2 separate regions of the Homo sapiens genome follow, and region 2 is linked to region 1. Evidence: read pairs that join two places in POLR2A ChIA-PET (ENCODE). Cell type or tissue: PC-9. All regions are shown on one strand. Links, peaks and the distances in the headings refer to the core of each region. The heading gives the core; the rest is flanking DNA. Region 1 has its middle 6.8 kb from the start of CCNI. Region 2 has its middle 10 kb from the start of CCNG2.

Region 1 (4,398 bases), core at 234-4,233:
GATTTCAGACTTGTTTTATTTCATGACTAGAATATTAAATCTTGAAATTAAACTATACCTTGCTTCAAATCAAAGAGGAGCAGCATAAGGAAGCACATGAGAAACAGCTATCAGAATAAAGACAGTGAGCGGGTGTGATGCCTCATGCCTGTAAGCCCAGCACTTTGGGAGGCTGAGGTGAGTGGATCACTTGAGGCCAGAAGTTTGAGACCAGCCTGGCCAACATGGCGAAACCCCATCTCTACTAAAAATACAAAAAGTTAGCCGGGCATGGTGGTGTGTGCCTGTAGTCTCAGCTACTCTGGAGGCTGAGTCAGGAGAATCGTTTGAACCTGGGAGGCGGAGGTTGCAATGAGCTGAGATAGCGCCACTGCACTCCAGCATTGGCGACAGAGTGACATCCTGTGTCAAAAAAAAAAAAAAGGAAGTATAAAGACTGTTCTGTAATGCAAAATAGTGTAAAGTGAGACCTCTTCAGAAGTCTAGGAAAATGGAAGGGAATCAAATTGATGGCCAGGAAGTGGTTCGCTATCATTAAATATTTCTAGAAATACTGCCTACATTTTTAGGAGTAAAGAAAGCAAGGCTGTTTCATGTTTAATGACAGAAGCTTCTATTCTCCTTTGTCCTAAATGAAATTTTTAGATAATGTTTCCACAAGACAATTTATGAAGGTACTATCTTGTAGGAGAGATGTTAAAGCCTACAAGAACAAAGGAAATTATTTACTGTCATAATCACTTAGCATCTGCCCACACTTTAGGATTCTTTTAACAACTTCTAAAATATTTTTCATTTATCTATACAGAGATAGAATGTAAGAGGAGTAAATGTCCCAAACCAACTTGGCATCAAGATATTAAGAGAAAAAAAAGTCCCCATTCACCAAATAATATAAAGACCTCCTCCTTAATATTAAGTGGGGAAAGTGCTCAGAGGGAATAAGTCAAGGAAGCCTCAAGCTGCCTTTTTTTTTTTTTTTAAGAGACAAGTGAACATTTATTTTTGTGCCTTTCTTCCTATGTGTATTTCAAGTCTTTTTCAAAACAAGGCCCCAGGAATCTCCAGATTCAATTGTGTCCCTGGGCTTGGTCGACTGCTGCAGGAGTCTTAGGGAACCTTGTACAAATGCTAGAGTTACTCATTTACCAACATTAAACCTTAGGATAGAAGATGCAACAAAAGCAGGACTCCTTCTTCCATGGAATATGCTGATTTCAGATGAGGCGACAGCCAATGTAGAAAACGCTGAAATTTTTCCTTGGAACTGGACTGTGATGAGAGGTGCTTGCCATGAACCTAAGCTACTGTCTTTTGTTTTCTTTTTTTTTTTTTTTTTTGAGACAGAGTTTCACTCTTGTTGCCCAGGCTGGAGTGCAATGGCGTGATCTCAGCTCACCACAACCTCTGCCTCCCGGGTTCAAGCGATTCTCTTGCCTCAGCCTCCCGAGTAGCTGGGATTACAGGCATGTGCCACCATGCCCAGCTAATTTTTGTATTTTTAGTAGGGACAGGGTTTCTCCATGTTGGTCAGGCTGGTCTCGAACTCCCGACCTCAGGTGATCCTCCCACCTCAGCCTCCCAAAGTGCTGGGATTACAGGCGTGAACCACTGTTCCGGCCAGCTACTGTCTCTGACCCTTCCTTTCCAGTGTTTGAAGATAAGGCAGGAAATAATCTTCTCTGAAGATACTTGATAAAAATTTCCAAAAAAGCAAAAACACATGCTTCCACTTCATTGACAAAAATTTACTGCCATTTGGCACCTGGGTCTGGTTCAGCTGGCGGATGAGCTGATTGATGCATTCACCCTGATAGCCAGCTGTGCCCATCTCCTTGAGGAAGCCCACTCTATTTTTGGTAGCATGACGGGCCACTGAGTGGTGGAAAGGGCACAAGAACCATGAGCTCTCCTGGAAATGCTTCCCTGGGAAGGCAGTTTCATGAATGAGGTCTTCCAAGCAAATGACACCAAACTTCCCCAGGTGCTCCTCAATCACTGTGTTTTCTGTCAGAGAGATGGTCTTATTCTTGACCTTGGCTTGTCCACGTTTCAAAATTCAAAATTCCTGGACAGACTTCAGATTTGGAAATCCCTAGGTCACATAAGGTTCCACTATACGCAGCATTTTTAGGTTCTTGGGGGTGGCTTTTACAAAGACACCATTAAAAATTTTCTTTAGGCGAAGTCTTGCAATGGTTCTCTGCCCCAGTAAACTCACACCATCAATCCTTTTGATGCACACAACAAAGGCCAAGGAATGTTCATCTGGCAATTCCAAGGCATGAGGTTTCACTTCTAGTTGTCTGAGAAGCAGCTTGTCATGTTTCTGCCACCAGGAATCATGTTGGAATGATTCCAGTCGCTTAAACCTGAGCTCTTTTCCTTTGCTCCTTCTTTGCCAAAAGTGCCTGCTTTGCCTGGGTGGCTTTGAGGGCTTGATAAGCCTTCACCTTTTTCAGGAGATTTTCTGGAACCAAAGGGATTTTTCTTTGCCCTTGATCCACCGTCTTTCTAGTGTAGCAGCTACTGATCTGGCACAACCCCACCACATGGGGAAGACAGCACTCACTCTGTTTACTTGACCATAGAGACATCAGTTCTAGCTCACGCTGGAGGACCCAGAGAGCCAGCCTGCACTTAGCAGCATTGAGACACTGAGGTCCTGCTAACCCTGATTCCTGCCAAAAGTTGCAGTGCTTCCAAGCTTTTTAGAGCCTGTGTCATTTACAAAACCCAGCCCTTTTCTTGTAGGTTAGTTTCATCACACTGGCGGTTTGGCTTTGGACAATAAAGTGCTTCCCACAACGCACCTACAGCTTCCGCTCTAGTGATGGCGCCGCACTTCCCGCGCGGCTCTGCTGCAGCCTCAAGCTGCTTTCTAAACTTGGGCCAACACTCAATATAAACTAGCTTTAGGTTTCTCATATTTAAGGAGTGATTTAGGAAAGTCTCACCAGAAGGGATCATTGGTTTCATGCTTCATTAAGAGGAGCCACGGAGATCAAACAGCAACCACCTATTTGAAAGTTGTATCTCAAAAGACTTCAGTAGAAACATTTGCCAAGGGGAAGAGTCAAAGTCTGTAAAACATTTGAAGAGATTTATTCTGATTCAAATAGGAGTGACCAATGGCCCAAGACTCAGTCTCAAGAGGTCCTAAGAACATGTGCCTAGGGTGGTAGCTTGGATTTATACAATTTAGGGAGATATAAGACATCAATACATGTATGATGTACATTCGTCTGTCCAGAAAGGTGGGATAACTGGAAACAAGGAGGGTGGGGGGTGAGGGGATTCCAGGTAATAAGTGAATTCAAGGATTTTCTTTTCTTTCTCTGTCTTTTTCTTTTTCTTCCTTCCTTTCTTTTTTTCTTTTTTTGAGAGAGAGTCTCACTCTGTCGCCCAGGCTGCAGTGCAGTGGCACGATGACAGCCCCGCTGCAACCTCCACCTCCCAGGCTTAAGTGATTTTCAGTTTTCCTGCCTCAGCCTCCTGAGTAGCTGGGATTACAGGCGTGTGCCATCACGCCCAGCTAATTTTCATGTTTTTTTAGTAGAGACAGGGTTTCACCATGTTGGCCAGGCTGGTCTCAAACTCTTGGCATGGTTGCTTCAGCCTCCCAAAGTGCTGGGATTAAAAGCTTGAGCCACCACACAGCCGATTCAAGGATTTTTGAACTGGCAATTAGTTGAAAGAGTTAAATTGTTGTCTAGAAACCTAGAATCAGTTGAAATGAATGTCTGGGTTAAGATAAGGGGTTGTGGACACCAAGGTTCCCATTATGAGGCAAAGCCTACAGGCAGCAGGCTTCAGAGAAAACGGTCTGCAAGTGTTTCTTATCAGATTTTAGAAAGTGCGAGACTTCTGTTGATTTTCTCCTGGATTAGGAAAAAGTCCTGGAAAGGAAAGGGGATTCTCTAGAGAATGTAGATTTTCCCCACAAGAGACAGCTTTGCCGGGCTGTTTCTAGATACGGCAAAGAAACATGTTTGGGATTAAAATATTTTGATTTCCCTCTTTGTCTGTCATGTGACGTTATGCCAGTTAGGTTGGAAAGCAATCCATGTTATCTGGTGTTAAATAAAACCCCTCTAATGAAACTTTATGGTTTATAGGGCGTGACTCCCCAGGCCCCTTATGTAGGAATTTGGGCAAGAGAAGAAAAAGGTCAGAGTTTAGTTCTCACATTTTATTTACTTATTTTTAGTTGGGAGAAAAATACATCATTAAAACAAAGTATCATTTTACTCTTTTCCAGAACTGTTTTGAATTGTCAAAGGACAAAGTTACAGCAAATTTAAAGACCTCAACTGGCTTTACTGCAAATTCTAGAATCAGGCAACACTTATTTTATTATTTATTATTTATTCCATAAAATACAATTTAACTGTCCCA
Region 2 (4,398 bases), core at 165-4,164, 64 kb after region 1:
AGAGAGTAGGGGATGTGATCCAGGAAGAGCATCTAGAGCTTTCAGATTATATTCTATTGATTAACTTGGGTAGTGGATACACAATTACTTGTTTTATTGATGGTATTTATTTATTTATATTTTTAGAGAGAGGGTCCTGCTTTGTTGCCCAGGCCAGAGTGCAGTGGCTCGAACATAACTCACTACAGCCTTCAACTCCTGCCTCAGCCTCCTGAGTAGCTAGGACTACAGGTATGCACCACCATGCTCGGCAAATTGAAAGAAAGTTTTGTAGAGATGAGGTCTCTCTATGTTGTTCAGGCTGGTCTTGAACTCCTGGCCTCAAGTGAACCTCCCTCCTTGGCCTCCCAGAGAACTGGGATTACAGGTGTGAGCTACCATGCCCAGCCTTTATTGATGGTCTTTACATTGAATATATGTATACTCTCTTGTTTGTGTATTTTACAATACAATTAAATATATATATATCAGATATAAATATATATATTTATATATATATCTATCTATCAGAAAAGAGACCAGAAGAATGTACATTACTACAATAACATCAATTGTATTAGATTGTTTGGCTACAGGTGATTTTGTTTTTCTTTTTCCACATTTTCTGTAATGTGCTGTTATTACTTTCATGATTAAAATAAGTAACCCTGGCCAGGAGCAGTGGCTCATGCCTGGTAATCCTAGCACTTTGGGAAGCTGAGGCGGGGGCATCACGAGGTCAGGAGATTGAGACCATCCTGGCTAACATGGTGAAACCACGTCTCTACTAAAAATACAAAAAAATTAGCCAGGCATGGTGGTGGGTGCCTGTAGTCCCAGCTACTCGGGAGACTGAGGCAGGAGAATGGCATGAACCCGGGAGGTGGAGGTTGCAGTGAGCCGAGATTGCACCACTGCACTCCAGCCTGGGCGACAGAGCGAGACTCCATCTCAAAAAAGCAAAAAAGTATGAAAGATGTAGTTACTCTGAAGTAAAATAGACCACTCAAGGATTTATTATTCTATGTGGAATAATATGTGGAAAATAAATGTGGAAAAAGAAAAACAAAATCACCTGTAACCAAACAATGCAATACAACTAATGCTGTTGTGGTAATGTACATTCTTCTGGTCTCTACTCCGGAGGCTGAGGATAGAGAATCACTTGAACCTAGGAGGAGGAGGTTGCAGTGAGCTGAGATCGCACCATTGCACTCCAGCCTGGGCAACGAGAGCGAAGATCTGTTTCAAAAAAAAAAAAAAAAAGAAGAAGAAATAAAGTAAAATAAGTAACCCTTACAGGGAAATGGCAATAATCTCACTTAGCCTAAATAAGTCAAAAGTATAACTTGAAGTAGTTTTAGTTAGGATAATGGGTTTCACAAATATACCGGAAGCACCAGTGTCAAAAGGACATCCTGAAGGTGGAAGTTCTACCCACATGTACTCTTGAGTTGCTTAGATGCTGTTAATCTGTTCTTGTGCAGAGCTGCTCATTCTTAAAAATGTATGTAACATTCTGAGTTGAAAGGAGAAGACAGTCACACAGTGAAATCTCTCCCTCCTGAGATAACTATTCTCTCCCTGTTTTGCTGCTATCCTTTCTACACACTGCTATTGTTGCAAAACTTGCATAACAGTATTGTGATTTGTCAATTCTGTTCTCTCCCATTAGGCTCTGAGCTCTCTGAGGGTAGGGTTTAAACCATAGCCATTTTGCGTCTACTGTTTCCTCCACTGTGCCTGGAATAGATTAGCTGCCCAGACAACTTTTATTAAACTGAACAAAAGAAGCAATGAAGATTTTAAAATGCTGCATTTGTAAGACACATGGCTACAGAAACCTGAATATTCTTGGAAGCTAATCTTCACGCAGGATGAGTCAATATGTTTCTGTCCTGTTTAAATACAAGATCTCGAGATAGCATATTATTTATGTGCATCATAAAAACTTAACAAACATTGCACAACACAATAAGCACAATACATTGGTAACTTCTGGCACATTTCTAAAAAAGTTTATTTTCTATGTACTCTTTTTGTCCACCCCTTACCATCTCTACCTCCTAGAATCCAGCACAGGCTGTAAACCTCAAACCTGCTGTTTTAGCAGTGAGTTATCAGAGGGCCTTGACTTCCTCTTAGAATGATGGTATGCAGCTGAGCTAACAATAGTAGAGTCATCAGAGTATTTGCTGATTGCCATCTTCTGTTTTAAAGACTTTAAAAACACTTCCTTGTCATAAGGTAGAAAAGAACCCACATGTCTGCAAAATAGTCCTTATCAGGAGAAATAGGAACATAGCACAATTTCTTTCTGGCCCCTAAACATTTGCAAACTACTGACATGACACACTCACATGATGTCTCAAATCTTTAGACATCTCCCCCCAGGCAGAAAAGAAGGAGCCTCATTTTTCTTCCCCTGCTGGCTTTCCTGAGATTTGAGTGGTGGGACTGTGTTGAAACAACTGGCTGGCTTTTTTTAAGAAACATGTTAATTCAAAACTCTAGGGTAAGGGTAGCTGATCCTGGCAGGCCTGATCTGTCTGGACAGTTTCTTTTCAGATTAGTTTGACAGAGATAAGTCTAAGATTTCTCAAAAGCATATTTGCTTTCTATTGAAGAAAAACAAAAAACAAAGGAAACACACACACACACGCACACACGTATGCAGGTGACCAGTGATTAAATTTCATAATAAAACACCCAATCCAAATTGCCTGTGCTTAAACTAACCTAAACTACTGATGCAGCCATTTTGAGTGAACTTAGTAGGAAATACAGCCAAATAGGTCTTCTTCCTGGTATTCGAGAAGAAGGAAAATAAAACAATTCGGATATAGGCTTGATCTGTGTAACATAGTCACTAGGCTTGATCTATGTAACATAGTAACTATGTCACTGTAAAATAGTGGTTAAACTTGATCTATGTAACATAGTAACTATGTCACTGTAAAATAGTGGTTAAGAGTGTGGATGCTAGAGTCAGATTGTCTAGGTTTGAACACTGATTCCACCACTGTCTAGCTGTGGGATCAAGTTACATAAACTCCCTGGGACTCTATTTCTGGGTCTGTGTGATGGTACTTACCACTTGTGTGTGTTACAGGCATTAAAGTTATGTCAGGACATATAAATCACTGAATACGGTGCTTGACAACTTCATTATTGATTACTACATGTAGATTATTATAAAGCTAATGAAATTTAGCTTCAGGGGCCCTCATTTGCACACTCTCTCCAAGTTCTCAGGAGTGGCCCTAGCAGAGTGTTCATGTGTTGGTTAATTTTATGTCAACTTGACTGAACTAAGGGATGCCCAGGTAGCTGGCAAAACACATCTTGGGGTGTATCTGTGAAAGCATTTCCAGAAGAGAAGGGCATTTGGATCAGTAGACTAGTAAAGAAGACCACACTCACCAATGTGGGTGGGCATTATCCACTATGCTGAAGGCCTGAATAGAACAAAACGGCAGAGGAGAAGGGTGAATTTGCCCTTGCTGTTTGAGCTGGGACATTCATCTTCTCCTGCCTTGGATATCAGTGCTCCTGATTCTCAGGCCTTTGGACTTGGACTGGGACTTAACACTATTGGTTTCCGGGATTCTCAGGCCTTTGGGCCTTGTACTGGAACTACACCACCTGGTTTCATGGGCCTCCAGCTTGCAGACAGCAGATTGTGGGATTTCTCAGCCTCCATAATTGCATAAGCCAATCCCTCATTATAAATCTCCTTCTATATACAGTCATGCATTGCTTAATGATGAAGATAAGTTCTGAGAAATGCGTCATTAGGCAATTTTATTATTGTGTAAACTTCATAGAGTGTACTTACACAAATTTTGGTACTATAGCTTACTACACACCTAAGCTATATGGTATAACCTACTGTTCCTAGGCTACAAATCTTTGCGGCATGTTACTGTGCCAAATACTGTAGATAACTCTAACACAATGGTAAATAGTTGTGTATTTAAACATATCTAAACAGATAAAAGCTACAGTAAAAATACAATGTTATAATATTATGGAACCACTGTTGTATATGTGATGCGTTACTGATTGAAACATCATTTTGCTGTGCATGACTATATCTATATATATCCTATTGGCTTTGTTTCTCTGGAGAACCCTGACTGATACAGTTCACATATATATTTTTTTGAGTTTTGTGAAAGTAAGTGATTTTAATTACAATCAGTTAAGGCTGCTATCTTTCTCCATGTCAAATTTCACTGTATCATTTTCCCTTGAATTTAGAGGTGCTTGAGTGTCCACCAGCATTTTGGGGATCTAAGGGGAAGTTGAGTTGAAAACATATCATTTAACTAAAATTTAAAAACACATTTTGGATTGTTCCAATAAAACAATGAGGAATTATAAAAACCTAATTTGGATATAAAAGAAAGGTGCTCT

What was found. ChIA-PET counts read pairs that join two places held together with the same protein. Peaks named below come from ENCODE experiments on the same cell type or tissue, not always from the same donor. Only the 100,000 strongest peaks of a DNase experiment are listed, where the experiment ranks them.
Region 2: POLR2A ChIA-PET joins it to region 1 with 8 read pairs; 25 of 35 experiments call an interaction of 5 or more read pairs at or near these places.

Annotation. Positions count from the first base shown.
Region 1 is chr4:77,080,625-77,085,022 of GRCh38, forward strand. It overlaps the pseudogene RPL7P17. Among named protein-coding and RNA genes, the nearest start is that of CCNI, 6.8 kb to the left of the region's middle. In PC-9, for the core only: no CTCF peak of the experiment used is centred there; no DNase peak of the experiment used is centred there.
Region 2 is chr4:77,144,590-77,148,987 of GRCh38, forward strand. No RefSeq gene overlaps it. Among named protein-coding and RNA genes, the nearest start is that of CCNG2, 10 kb to the right of the region's middle. In PC-9, for the core only: no CTCF peak of the experiment used is centred there; DNase peaks (open chromatin) are centred at 2,132 and 3,732; H3K4me3 peaks cover 1,013 bases; H3K27ac peaks cover 2,767 bases.